Linked DNA regions of Homo sapiens: regions 1 and 3 are each linked to region 2. Evidence: read pairs that join two places in POLR2A ChIA-PET (ENCODE). Cell type or tissue: HepG2. All regions are shown on one strand. Region 1 overlaps PCSK6 (proprotein convertase subtilisin/kexin type 6). Region 2 holds the start of LOC124903567 (a long non-coding RNA gene). Region 3 overlaps PCSK6 (proprotein convertase subtilisin/kexin type 6).

The links. ChIA-PET counts read pairs that join two places held together with the same protein. Peaks named below come from ENCODE experiments on the same cell type or tissue, not always from the same donor. Only the 100,000 strongest peaks of a DNase experiment are listed, where the experiment ranks them.
Region 1: POLR2A ChIA-PET joins it to region 2 with 71 read pairs; 1 of 35 experiments calls an interaction of 5 or more read pairs at or near these places.
Region 3: POLR2A ChIA-PET joins it to region 2 with 23 read pairs; 1 of 35 experiments calls an interaction of 5 or more read pairs at or near these places.

Annotation. Positions count from the first base shown.
Region 1 is chr15:101,438,091-101,442,090 of GRCh38, forward strand. All of the region lies in intron 2 of PCSK6 (proprotein convertase subtilisin/kexin type 6), which reads right to left. Among named protein-coding and RNA genes, the nearest start is that of PCSK6, 50 kb to the right of the region's middle. In HepG2, a CTCF peak has its summit at 1,386; DNase peaks (open chromatin) are centred at 421 and 1,551; H3K4me3 peaks cover 486 bases.
Region 2 is chr15:101,526,606-101,530,605 of GRCh38, forward strand. It overlaps LOC124903567 (a long non-coding RNA gene), which reads right to left and starts at 1,769. Exons shown (of 2, transcript XR_007064784.1): 1 at 1,712-1,769; 2 at 160-1,255. RefSeq lists an enhancer at 3,714-4,000. In HepG2, no CTCF peak of the experiment used is centred here; DNase peaks (open chromatin) are centred at 1,006 and 1,906; H3K4me3 peaks cover 789 bases.
Region 3 is chr15:101,443,555-101,447,554 of GRCh38, forward strand. It overlaps PCSK6 (proprotein convertase subtilisin/kexin type 6), which reads right to left. Exons shown (of 22, transcript NM_002570.5): 2 at 2-106. Among named protein-coding and RNA genes, the nearest start is that of PCSK6, 44 kb to the right of the region's middle. In HepG2, no CTCF peak of the experiment used is centred here; DNase peaks (open chromatin) are centred at 2,137, 2,797, 3,097 and 3,407.

The sequences.
Region 1 (4,000 bases), 89 kb before region 2:
AATCTCAGTCTTCCAACCTTCCTAAGTGTGAGACAATACGGTTCTGCGGTTGAAGTCCCCGCATCCTGTGGGACTTTGTTACAACTGCCCCCGCAGACTAACAAACTATGAGGTCCAACACTGCTCAACGTGTCTGACATGCAGTCACTGTCTGTACCTCTGTTATTTTAGCTTCAGCAATACAGGATACAGCTTTGTCAACTGAAAACTATATTTAGGATTTTTCCATAATTTAGCCAAGGTGGGTCAGAATTTACTTCTAAAGTATTTACATAGAAAGAAGTTGCTTATGTTACACACAACTTGCTTATAGGAGTCACATCTCTGGAACTTGAGATATGCTTCAGGAAGCATTGTCTACTGTTCTCTGGGTTGCTGCTGGACTTGTAAGGGAGTAAAAGCAAATGATATGTGGCCTTGACCCTCGATAACCTCCTGTTGCATTGGCAAGAGATGGGCTTGCATGCTTTGAACTCCAAGTTCCTCTCTCCCGAGGCATCCGCACAGCAGCGTCAGTCCGCCTTCCCATCGCCTCTCCTCTGGTTCTGGAACACTGAACGCCCTCCCAAGCCTGACGATCCAGGTCCCCCAGGAACCACCTGCAGCTCCCCTGCCGACTCTGTCTGTCCCTGACAGATCCCAAACAAACTGAACTAGTCATCGTTCCCAACAAACACTGCTGTGTGCTCCTACTCTAGGGCCAGATCTAGAATACAAACATACGACTGCTAGAAGAGCAGGCCAAGTCCGCAGCCTCTGAGCAGGCTTCCTGGTGGCAGGGATATTGGAGCCCAGAGGGGAAGGTGGGGAAGAGAGCAACAGCAGGGGAAGGTGGGGAGCCGTCTGTGCAAAAGCTCTGCAGAGGGAAAAAGAGCGAAAGTCACCCGAGGAGGATCTTAAAGGCCAGTGGTGGCCGTATTTCAGAGGATCCCTCAGGAGCATGGGAGGTGACTGGCCGGGGCAAGGATGCCCACATGAGGCCAGCAAGGAGGGCAGTGCAGTGGTGCAGGCAAGAGATGACAGGAGCTGGGCCTAGGGCAGGAGACACAGGACATGGCAGGGCCAGGTTGTACGGGAGGTGGAACAAGTGTAGGGGGGAAGGAGAGGCCGCTGGCACTGCAGTGGAATGCGGATGAGCGCTTCCCTCTGAGACAGACTAGGGTCAGAGACAGTGAGCTGGGTTTGGGACATACTGACTTTGGATTGTCTTTGAGATATCTAAGCGGAAGGGCAGAGCATGTCGTGAAAGAATAAAATGCTGTCTTTTAAGGTAAATTTACACATTCAAACTTTTTACCAATTCCTAGCAGCCATGCCACTAGAACCAGCTGGGTGGTGCTGAAAATGTGAACAGCCAACTTGTCACTGTCATTCGATCACCCTCATGGGGGAGCAGTCCACCGTCCCCACGTGGGCAAATCCTCTGGGCCCTGGGCAGCTGCCTGGCCCTGCCCTCAGCCCATGACACAGTTCATCAACCCCTGAGACCAATGTGGTCACTTACTGTCTATGTGCTCTTGTCAGGAACTTTCTGTTTGTTTGCACTTTGAATTGCTCTAGCACACAAAACTGTTAGATAAAATTCCATCTGTGGTTAATGGAAAGATCTGCTTCAACATTGCATCACTGCTGGAAGGAAACCCGAGCTTTGATTAAACTCCGGGGGCAAAGTCCCATCCTACAAAACAGAATGCCTCCTCTGGTCCTTGCAATCATTTTGCAACTTCTAAGCTTTAAAGCACTGAAATGAAGCATTGAACCCAAGCCTCCTACGGCCCTAGAAGGAGCCACCAAGGCTCCCTCTGAACATCTTTATCCTTCCATTTCCATCACCAATCTGGCTGAGATCTGTAGGGAAGGAAAAGAGCTGAACCCAAGTCATCATGCTAAAATGTAAGGTCTGGAAGACACAGGCAGCAACGACTAACTATAAGCCAGCTTGGAACATAATCAGAACAAGTAATTTTAAAAAAATTTGTGAGCCCTTTCAGTGATTGGTCGACGCTTCTGTAATATCCACCCTTCTCCAGACTTTTGGCAAAAGAACAAGTTAAAAACAAATGCTTTCAGTTTGCTTAAATGACAAGCCTTGGAAAAACCCAGCGACCGATAACTGCACACTGCGAACACTTGGGCTGTTCCTCCAAGGACAGGGCTGAGTAACAAAGCAATCTGAGCAAAATGGCCCTTTTCAAAGACGGTAAGAAAAACATCAAGTAAAGGTAATTAAGAATGCAAGGAAAATGACTGTACCATTCCGGTACAGGATCAGTGCGAAGAAGATGCCTAATAAGTGTGCGTGCACACACGTGCTTAACAGAGTCCTGCTGCTGACACCCCCTTGAGTTTTGTTTTGCTTTCCCAAATGTACATTCTATCTGCTTTTATGTGACATGGGGTGGACTGTACATTCCATCACTTATCAAAGCACTCCTATACAATAGGGACTGGAACTAATTAAAATAAGATACCGTCTGCATTTGATGGAACTTTATCCTAAGCCCCATAACATTCATTTCCAGTTTGGTCATTTGAACACAATGGCAGCCTCGCATTCCGAAGTCTCTGAATAATATTAAATCATCTTTTCCTTTTGTTAATAATATTAATTACACAACTCTCCAGATGTGAAGGTATCATAAAAATGCTTTGCCAACGTAGGGAAACGTTCTGATGCACTGCAATAAAAGATAACACTAAATACTTCCATAAAACAGCTAATTTCACCAAGTGTTTAATTGTAATGACTGGGTGGAGTAAATATTAGTCAGACTGACAGCTAATTGATTTGGTTTGCATTAAAGCTAGACAAATTTAAACAGAGGTATTTCAGTTGCGATTCTGAATTCATAATCGGTTCAGATGTCTGTGTGCTTTCCCTGGGGCTAACAATTTAATTAGAACTATGAGAAACAATCAGCCAATCCTAGGAACGTTCCAGGAAGGCCTGGGATGCCCAGGCTGTTTACCTTTCTTCCTTTCTTCTTTACTGGCAGGATGCATTGATAGAAGCCTTGCCAGGAGCTTATTAAGAAGCTCTGTGAGAAGGAGATTTTTATTTGAAAAAATTTAACTGCTACGTTAGCCTTTGCCTAGGAAGTCTCTATCCTTCCTTCTGCTGACTTCGAGGAGACAACTAATGCCTGGGAATGCTTTGCCCTCAGACCCAAACTGAATATAGGACTTTTAACACACCTAAAATGGGTCAATCAAGCAGCTCAGGTGCTGCAGAGAGGAGGCAGGTCCAGGGTATGGTGGCCCTCAAGCCCCCCACAGAGTCTGTCTCTGCTGCCTCAGCCTGCCTTGCTCATGCACAGGTCTCCCATCCCCATCTTCACCGAGAACTCAGCAACACAGAGACCTGCTGGGCAGCTCTGCATTACTCAGGCACAGGGTCCTGCACTCAGCAGGTGCACCATTAATATTTTTGGAAGGAAGGGATGAGCAGTCGACCTGAGTACCTTTAAAAGTTTTAAAATATAGTCACCAACAACAGAGGATGTAGTCAAAACACAGATTAAGTCTCCTATTTCGACTCTGCCTTAGTTCTAACCATTAAGAATCTGCTTTATTAATTCTTGGAAGGCCTCATGGAAAGAAGACCAAGAAATCCACGGTCCCCGTCTCTTCTCAGAGCATGCTTATGAGATGGGCTTCCTGCATGCAAACAGCTTGCTTTCATTGTAACTATCCGCGTGGTGGCAATTCAACAACTCAAAAGACTTCAGTTGAAGAATGAGGATGTTTCTTCACACGGCAGATCAAGTGCTTGCTTAAAGTGAAAGTGTGGAGGGATGCTGCGTCGACCTCTTTCCTAGCTTAGAATTTCCTCCAAGATGACAGATGACGGTCTCTCAACCGCACAGAACTCACGCCTCCTCCGGGATCAGCCTATGCACCCTGTACAGAGGCTCCCTGCTGCTCAGTTTTCTACTGATCCACCCTTCCCCAAGTGCCCCACTCTTTGGGAAGGAGCAACTACAATCTGGCTTTTTTCCTA
Region 2 (4,000 bases):
ATGCAGAGAGCCCCTCCCCCGACCCTAGGCAGAGCCCGAGACTCGCCGCAGGCTCATGCACTGTGCCACCTGCCCTCCTGAGGCCACGCTCTTCTCACGGGAGGTGGCCCTGTGGCCTCACCTGGGCCGGATGGGAATTGCAAACTTGAAACCACTACGTCTTTTTCCCTGTTTTTATTTTAAAAAGGATATTAAACGAACATATCTTTTAAAAATTAAAGTGAATTGAAGTTCATTTTCATTTTATCCTGAGAGGTTCACAGTAGCTCTTGAAATAAATGAAAGTGACTTTAAACGGGCTTTGTTTTGAGGTGATCTCAGCAGCTCTGAGGATACGCACAGCAGTCTTGGAGTCTCACAAAACTCGGCTGGAAATCTCTGGCCCCAGAGGGAGGAAGATGCTTCTCTATTTCTACCTGAGGCCTTCCTTAGGCTCCTGGTCAGGAAGGGAGAAGAGACCCCGGGCAAGGGGTGAGAAGTGGGGGTGGGGGAGTCTTGCCCCTTCCTCTGGACGACAGAGCCCATTACTAGAGGGAATTTCAATGGTGTTTCCAACCCCAGGTCTCACCCAGGAAGGAGGAATCTAAACAAACTCAGCTGCCAGTGGCTCCCCCATAGCGACAGTTTGAGGCCGGATTCACTGAAGTTTTCACAGATGAGTCTAGGTAAAGTTGTGGGGGTTTTTGCTGTTGTTTTGTTTTGTTTTGTTTCTTTGAGACAGGGTCTCAGTCTGTCGCCCAGGCTGGAGTGCAGTTGAGTGATCTTGGCTCACTGCAGACTCCAACTCCTGGATTCAAGTGATTCTCCTGCCTCAGCCACCCAAGGTGTGAGCCACCATGCCCAGCTAATTTTTGTATTTTTAGTAGAGACAGGGTTTTGCCATGTTGCCCAGGCTGGCCTTGAACTCCTGAGCACAAGCGATCCGCCCACCTCAGCCTCACAAAGTGCTGGGATTACAGGCATGAGCCACCGTGCCCAGCCAAAGTTGTGGTTTTAAGCAGGATGTTCCAAAGTCCAGTGGTTATGACCAAACGCCACACAGAGACAGAAGCCTCCCGCACAGCCCCAACTCCCAGCAGCCATGGTGTTCCAGGTCCTCCAAAGTCAGCTTCTCCTCCAGGAGGCCACTGAGCTCCCCAGCTGCGGGGCTGAGGCCACACAGCCCTGTGCGGTTCATCTGCCATCCGGGCCCTTCTTCCTCTTCTGAGCTTCACAGTTAGCCCAGGGAAGAAAACAGGCGTGTCTTCCACAAACCCTGAAGGGAATGGGAAGTGCCAACAGTGAGAAGGACTTAGATGTAAAGGATTTACACACGGTCACGGCATTTCCACAACCCTCTGGGCACCTGAGTACACGTGTGCAGACACACCCCCAGATGGGGGCGAGGGGTGGGGTGCCCCAGCTATTCACACCTAACCATGAGCGTGTGAGGCAGCAACACTTAAAGGCCACTTGCTTTCCGCAGCATCTCGATGGAGCAGGAGCCTGCCTGGGGCATCTCCAGGCAGCTTGGCTGAGCACCCAGGACTGAGTGCAACCCTCAGCGTTTACATTTTTTAGTACTATTCACTAAGAGAGAGAGAGACAGAGAGACAGTGATAGAGACAGGGAAGGACAGAGACAAAGAGAGCAATGGGTGAAGAAAGAGCAAGCAAGCAGGGATGTCGGACATTTCACACAACGCAGTCACCAGGGAGGCAAGAACACTTACAGAACAGTTTGAGCCAAAGAGTCACTCAGGGACAGGAACAGCAATTTCTTAAATATTTAAAGCAGACACCCTGTGAGCGGCTGTGGAGGCGGCTCTTTGTTAATATTTAACACGAGCTGGGCAGTTGCCGGGAAAACAGCTGTTTACAGGAGAGATTAACCAATATTCATCATTGCTCAAAGCTGTGGGGAGGCTTCAGGGGACAGGCAGCTGCCGGTATTTCTAGAATACAGCAGCTCAAGGCCACAGGGCTGGGGAGGCTCACGGTGTCCCCAGGGTGCATGAAAACTGTAAACAGGCAGTTCGGGGTCACCTACCCTGCTCCAGAATCACGGTTTGCAGGAAACCCAGCCCTGCAGCTGGGCCTGGGTGGTGGCTGCTGGCCGGCCAGCCAGCACCTCGCTGGACAGCTGCGTCCCACAGTCCCAGGCTGGGCTGTCCTTCAGGCCCATCCACAGTCCCAGGCAGACTCCTCGTGCACTCCCTGCATGAAGTCGGGGGCAGGTGCTCGAAAGTAGAGGGGTTCCCACTGATGGAAAGTGTCACCAGCCTGCCTGCGAATCCCCCAGCTCACACTTGGGCTTGCAGGGACACCAGCCAGGCCGTCTTGCAGAGAAGACAAGCTGCCTATTTTCAGGGGCTATGAGTCTTGTTCATGACAGTTTTCTCCTCTATGTGCCAAACATTCAAGAGCCTGGCCATTTTCACACAGCCCCATAGCCTGGGTGAATCAGGCCTCACTCCCCTGTACTTCCTTCCAAACATTCTATCACTCCCAACACCCTCCACCCAGGCCTCATGGAACTACACACAGATCACGCTTGGGCCCAACTGGATGCGGAATCCCAGCTCAGGACCAAGGAATGCTGCTGCTGTCTCCACAATGCCCTAGACCTGCAACCCTGGGCGCTTCCTGGCATACCACTGCCCACTCTGCCCACACCACAGCTGACTGACTCCTAATGGCTCTTCAAACAGTTGTTTGCACACCTGACCATTTATTATAAAGGAAGAAGCGCCGAACAGCACGTGCTGCTCTGAGGAATCTGTACAAGAATTGGGGCTCTGCGTATTAATCTTTGCTAAAATGAATTTAGTTTGGGTATTTAGGTTTCACAGCATAAATATATTTTTCTCTACTCTGAGACCAATTGGCACAGGCTGTCTAAGGCATTAGAAGAACAGTCCTTAATCTTTCTGTGTTCACAGCATAGTTCTGAATACCAGAAATCTAGAGGAATGCTTGAAGAGGTTTTTAAAAAATTAAACAACATTAAAGGAGTCAGCAATGATTTCCATCTCAGCAAAACAGGGGCCCTCAGGGTCCAGAAACATCCATGGCCATTGAGCAGTCACTTGGTCATTCTTGTGGATGCTTTTTTTGAGATGGAGTCTTGCTCTGCCACCCAGGCTGGAGTGCAGTGGCGTGATCTCGGCTCACTGCAACCCCTGCCTCCCAGGTTCAAGTGAGTCTCCCGCTTCAGCCTCCCAAGTAGCTGGGATTACAGGCATTAGCCACCACGCCTGGTTAATTTTTGTATGTTTAGTGGAGATGGGGTTTCACTATGTTGGCGAGGCTGGTCACGAACTCCTGACCTCAAGTGATCCACCCGCCTCGGCCTCCCGAAGTGCTGGGATTACGGGCGTGAGCCACCACGCCTGGCCTTCTGGATGCTTTTTATTTTGTGGTTATGCAGCATCAGGACAGCCTTTTAACATTTGAGAAGTGAACCGTCTTAGTGGGAGGCAAAACCCTGCTTCCCTCTACAGAAGCCTAAAAGGCCAAGAACGTGCACTCCCTGACACCGGTGGGGGGTAGCAGGGCTGTGCAGCCACATGCCCAGGAGGCACGGAGACTTCAGGGTCCGTCCCCCCATTCCCAGGTGGCAGAGCAGTGCCCCAGTGTCCTGGGTGCGAAGAGCAGTGGCTAGTGCATGCTCAGCACCAGCAGTGTCCTAGCCACATGTCTTGGGGCTATAGCTGTGGCCACTTGGCACCTCCAGGTTCCTGACCCTTCCCCACAGTGACTCAGCAGGGAGTTGTCTGTGAGCCACTTGATACCCTTTTACAATATTCCCTTTCTGATGATTAACCAGAAGTGCTTTGCAGGCGGGAAGCCTGGTGCGCACAGTCAGGGTCTGCCCTGTGCTGCTGCTTGAGGACTGTCTCCTGCCCTGACGGTGCTCTTCAAAGCTGCCGCGGGCCTGCTTGATGTAATGCTCACTTCTGACCTCTTTGCCCATGCAAGGCACACCCTGCCCTGCCGTCCCTCCCACCCCCTTCCTCCTT
Region 3 (4,000 bases), 83 kb before region 2:
CCTGGGGGTCCATTCTGAGGAAGGTGTGAGGGCCTCTGCTACTCAAGGTTGATCTTTTAAAGGTTTTGCTGTGATAAAAATGGTAGTAATCTTCCAGGTTTCCAATCTGCAAGACAAGAAGCAGAATGCCATCAATTAATAGTCTCACGAACAGCTTCCAAAATCTTCCACCCCACAAGAATCTCCCCCTTATCTGAGGGGCTCATTCTCCCAGAGGAAACACACCCTCCATCACCCTGCTCCTCATATCTCTGGCATGTGTGCAGTGTTTATAAACGTGAAGGTGGATTCAGACACTCATTTTTAGATAAATAACACTAAGTCATATTTCCCATGGACCACATACTCCATCACATCTCACGGTAAATTAACATCATTTAAAGTTTGGACTATCATGGCCAAGTTTTTTAGACAGAAATGAATGTTCGTTTAGGGCCAAGAATCCCTGAAGTAGCTAAGTTGGTGTCAAGTCAGGTCTACACCAAAACATTCATTTATAAACAAACCCCATCCTCTCCACCCCATGGGTAAACTGAAATATCGAAGAATGAACACTCACTCTCCAGTGCAACAGGACAGCCAAAGAAAACACATGGATCCATCTGCTTGGGGATTGTGAAAGGGTCAGATGAGAACATCTAAACCTCCGAGGTGTCCCAATTTTCTGCCAGGGGCAGTTTGTCAGGACAGATTTCAGCTTGAGGACCGGATGGAACCAACAGCAGCCCTGTGCCCCAGCCCCTGGCCTTCAAGAAGGGCTGGCCCTCGCTGTAGCACCAGCTTGTCCTCACGTCTGTCCGGGCTCGAGCATGGGGACATTGTTATCGGAGGCCTGCTTCTTGGCTGTAGAGAAGGGCTAGTTGATCACCATCCTCCAAAAAGGATTTTAAAATCAAGATGGACTGGATATCATACAGACCCTCAGGTTGATCTTCTCAGGCTAAACCATCCTGGTTTCTTTTCTAGCTTGATTAAAGGGTAAATTTAAGACTAATGGTCCTCTACAGCAGTTCTATATGATGATTACAAACATGGGTTTTGAGTCAGATCGATTTGGTCCAAACCCTTCCTACCCCTCCACCAAGATTAGCCATGTGACCTTGGACAAGGACATTTGACTCATGGGAATCTCAATTCCTTATGTGTAAAATGGGGATAAAGGTACTTACCTTTAAAAGTTAAGTAGGACTAAAGCCTACCCGACTCACAACTCCTTGGCTGCCTCCACCTCATTCATAGCCATTTAGTCTGCTATAGTCTGACCTCAATAGAGTTGACTGGCCCAGGTGGAGACCTGGAGGGACTTGGATGCTGTGGCCATTTTCATATCTTTACACAAGAAGATAAGGCAGGAGTGCAAGAGAGAGCCTCCCAGCCCCTTTGCTTCCCTTCAGTTCTCCTTTCCGGCAACCCTGGCAGCCTTGCTGTCTCCTGTTCGTGGGTTTAGGAGACACCACTTTGTCCTCGAAATAAAGAGTTCCCTTTTCTACTTCAGCTTGCTCCAGTGTGTTTCTGTTGCTTACAACCACAGAACATCAAATACGAAGACAGTCATGAGGAATCAATGGGAATCACCTATATAGAGCCTAGCTGAGTGTCTAGAACCTAGTGGGCATTCAGCAAATGCTGGTGGTCCTGGGAGCTGGGATTCTCTCTCGGGCTCCTCCACTCCCTTCTCTGGGTCTGGGATGCTTTAGCTTTTGGCCAAATCCAGGTCTGCATCTAATGTGACCCTTCCCTCTGGGTGACCTGGGCTTACCCTCTCTCAGTTTCCTTATGAGACTAATAACCACCACCCTGAAGGGTTGCTCCGAAATTTGAACGCGATATTTACGTGTGAAAGAGCTAGCAGAGACCCAGCAGGCAGGTAGTAAGTGCTCGATACACGGTTTTCCGCAATTCTGATTCTCACATTTTTCTGCCATCATAAACCTCATTATTTCTGCCCTATTTTGCTCACAAGCACTTTTATTTTTCTTCCTACAGATAAGTCACCTTGCTCACTTCTTCAACAAAGTTAACTGCCACACGTGTCAAAAGGCTCCTCCTCACCCGCACTAGAGCTGTTATTTAGCTACGGAGGCAATCACCGAGTCTCAACTTGCCGCAGTGTTTAATCAACATGTTTGCTCATAAGCTGCCATCATCCCTGGGAGACGTTACGTAACTTTTGGTCTTTTAACTCTGGGCATTCGAGTCAATTCCCAGTCAGGGACATGGAGGAACGAAGAGTTGAATAAAACTTGCTGGCAAAGAGACTAATTGCAGCAGTGCTGACCCTTAGCAGGCTCATGACAGGGGGGCCTGGAAGCCATTCAGGGCAGCACCTGGCCTTTGACCAGCTAAGCCAGGCTTGGGGAAGCCACCTTTCCCCTCAAAGGCCAGTCCCAAAGCCATCCAGCCCCCTGCCCCGGGGCCGCCATGACTGTCCTTTGCAAAGGCCCCTGGGTCTGGGCTGATGTCAACTGTTCTCCACGAACGATCCAGGAAAGGCACAGACAGTCCCCAGAATGCTGACCAGGCCAACCACCTCTGGAGGCAGCAGCGGCCAGAACTCCATCTGTTTGGACACTTATGTCCGGCCTAGCATGAGAGCTGGGGGGCCGGGGAGGGACGCTCCCACTGCAGGGGAGAAGGGGACACCAGCCAAGGCTGCCCTTGCAAAGCCAGCTGCAGAAGAAGCTGGAATCACACATTCGTCCTCTGTGACTGGCTTATGTCATTCAGCATAATGTGCTCATGTTTCATCAGTGTTGGACCATGTGTCAGAATTTCCTTCCTTTTTAAGGCTGACTAATCTTCCGTTATCTGCACATCTCACATTTTGTTTATTCATTCATCTATTTATGGACACGTGGATTACTCCCACTGCTTGGCTGCTGGGAATAATGCTGCTGTGTACAAATATCTGCTCGTGTCCCTGCTTTCAATTCTTTTGGGTATATATCCACCTACCGTTTTTTGATAAATTTTCTTGGAACATAGCCACACCCACCCTTTCCCTACTGTTCATGGCTGCCTTCCTACTACAATAGCAGAGCTGAGTGGTTGCAACAGAGACCCTAGAGCCCACGAGGATCAAAGAGTTCATATGTGAACTCTGAAACAGAAAAGGCTGCCAGCCTGTGATGTACAGCATTTGCTGCTGAGAGTATCAGGGGAGTTCACCAAAGTCTCTGATGTCAAGCAAGGGTTCTCTAGGGCTGGGAAGTGGCGGTCCATACACGGAGTGACTCAAACACAGGTGCGGCTGCAAGCCTAGACCTTCAGCATCTCATTGAGTCTCTGAGACGTGCTTTTTCCATAAACCTTGTCAGATGCTCCAAGAGGCCCCGTCCTTCTGTCTGACTCATGTGGTCCTGCCCTCTGCCCTCCCTTTGCAACATCAGGCACCAGGTCAGGAGTGTGAGGTTTTCATCACGGGCAAAACCAGTGAGAGAATCAAAGGTGACACAGCAGGAGGCAGGAGCAGCTGCCCAGGAACACAGGCCCATTGAAAGTCTCGTCGGCCCGGATGATGCTGCGTTTATGATACAGCCATTGCTGTCTCTCGTCCTCCCCACCCACCTAAGCCCTTCTAGGCTTCTCATCTGACCTACCACAGCAGGGTCCACCCCAGGTACGAGGAGGTTCTGCCCCTCCCCAGTGAGGGAGGCTGTTCCTTCACATCTCTGGGTGCCTTCATGGGGAAGGGGGACAGGATGCCAGGCTGTGAGGCCCCCAGGCTCACGCAGGGTCACCTGTGGGGATGTGGCCACTGGCCTGGTTGAACATGAAGGACACCTGGCTGCCCTCTGGCCCTGACTCACAGATTAGGGTGTGACAAGGACCCACAGAGATGTCCCCATTTCACAGATGAGTATACTGAGGCCCAGGGAGGTTAAGACTATGTCACACTGTGGGGCTCCCAGTTCCTAAACCAGCAGCCTCCCCATTCTGCTCACAGACAAGCAGGTGACAAAATTTGATACTAAATGACATACAGATACACGAGTAGGGT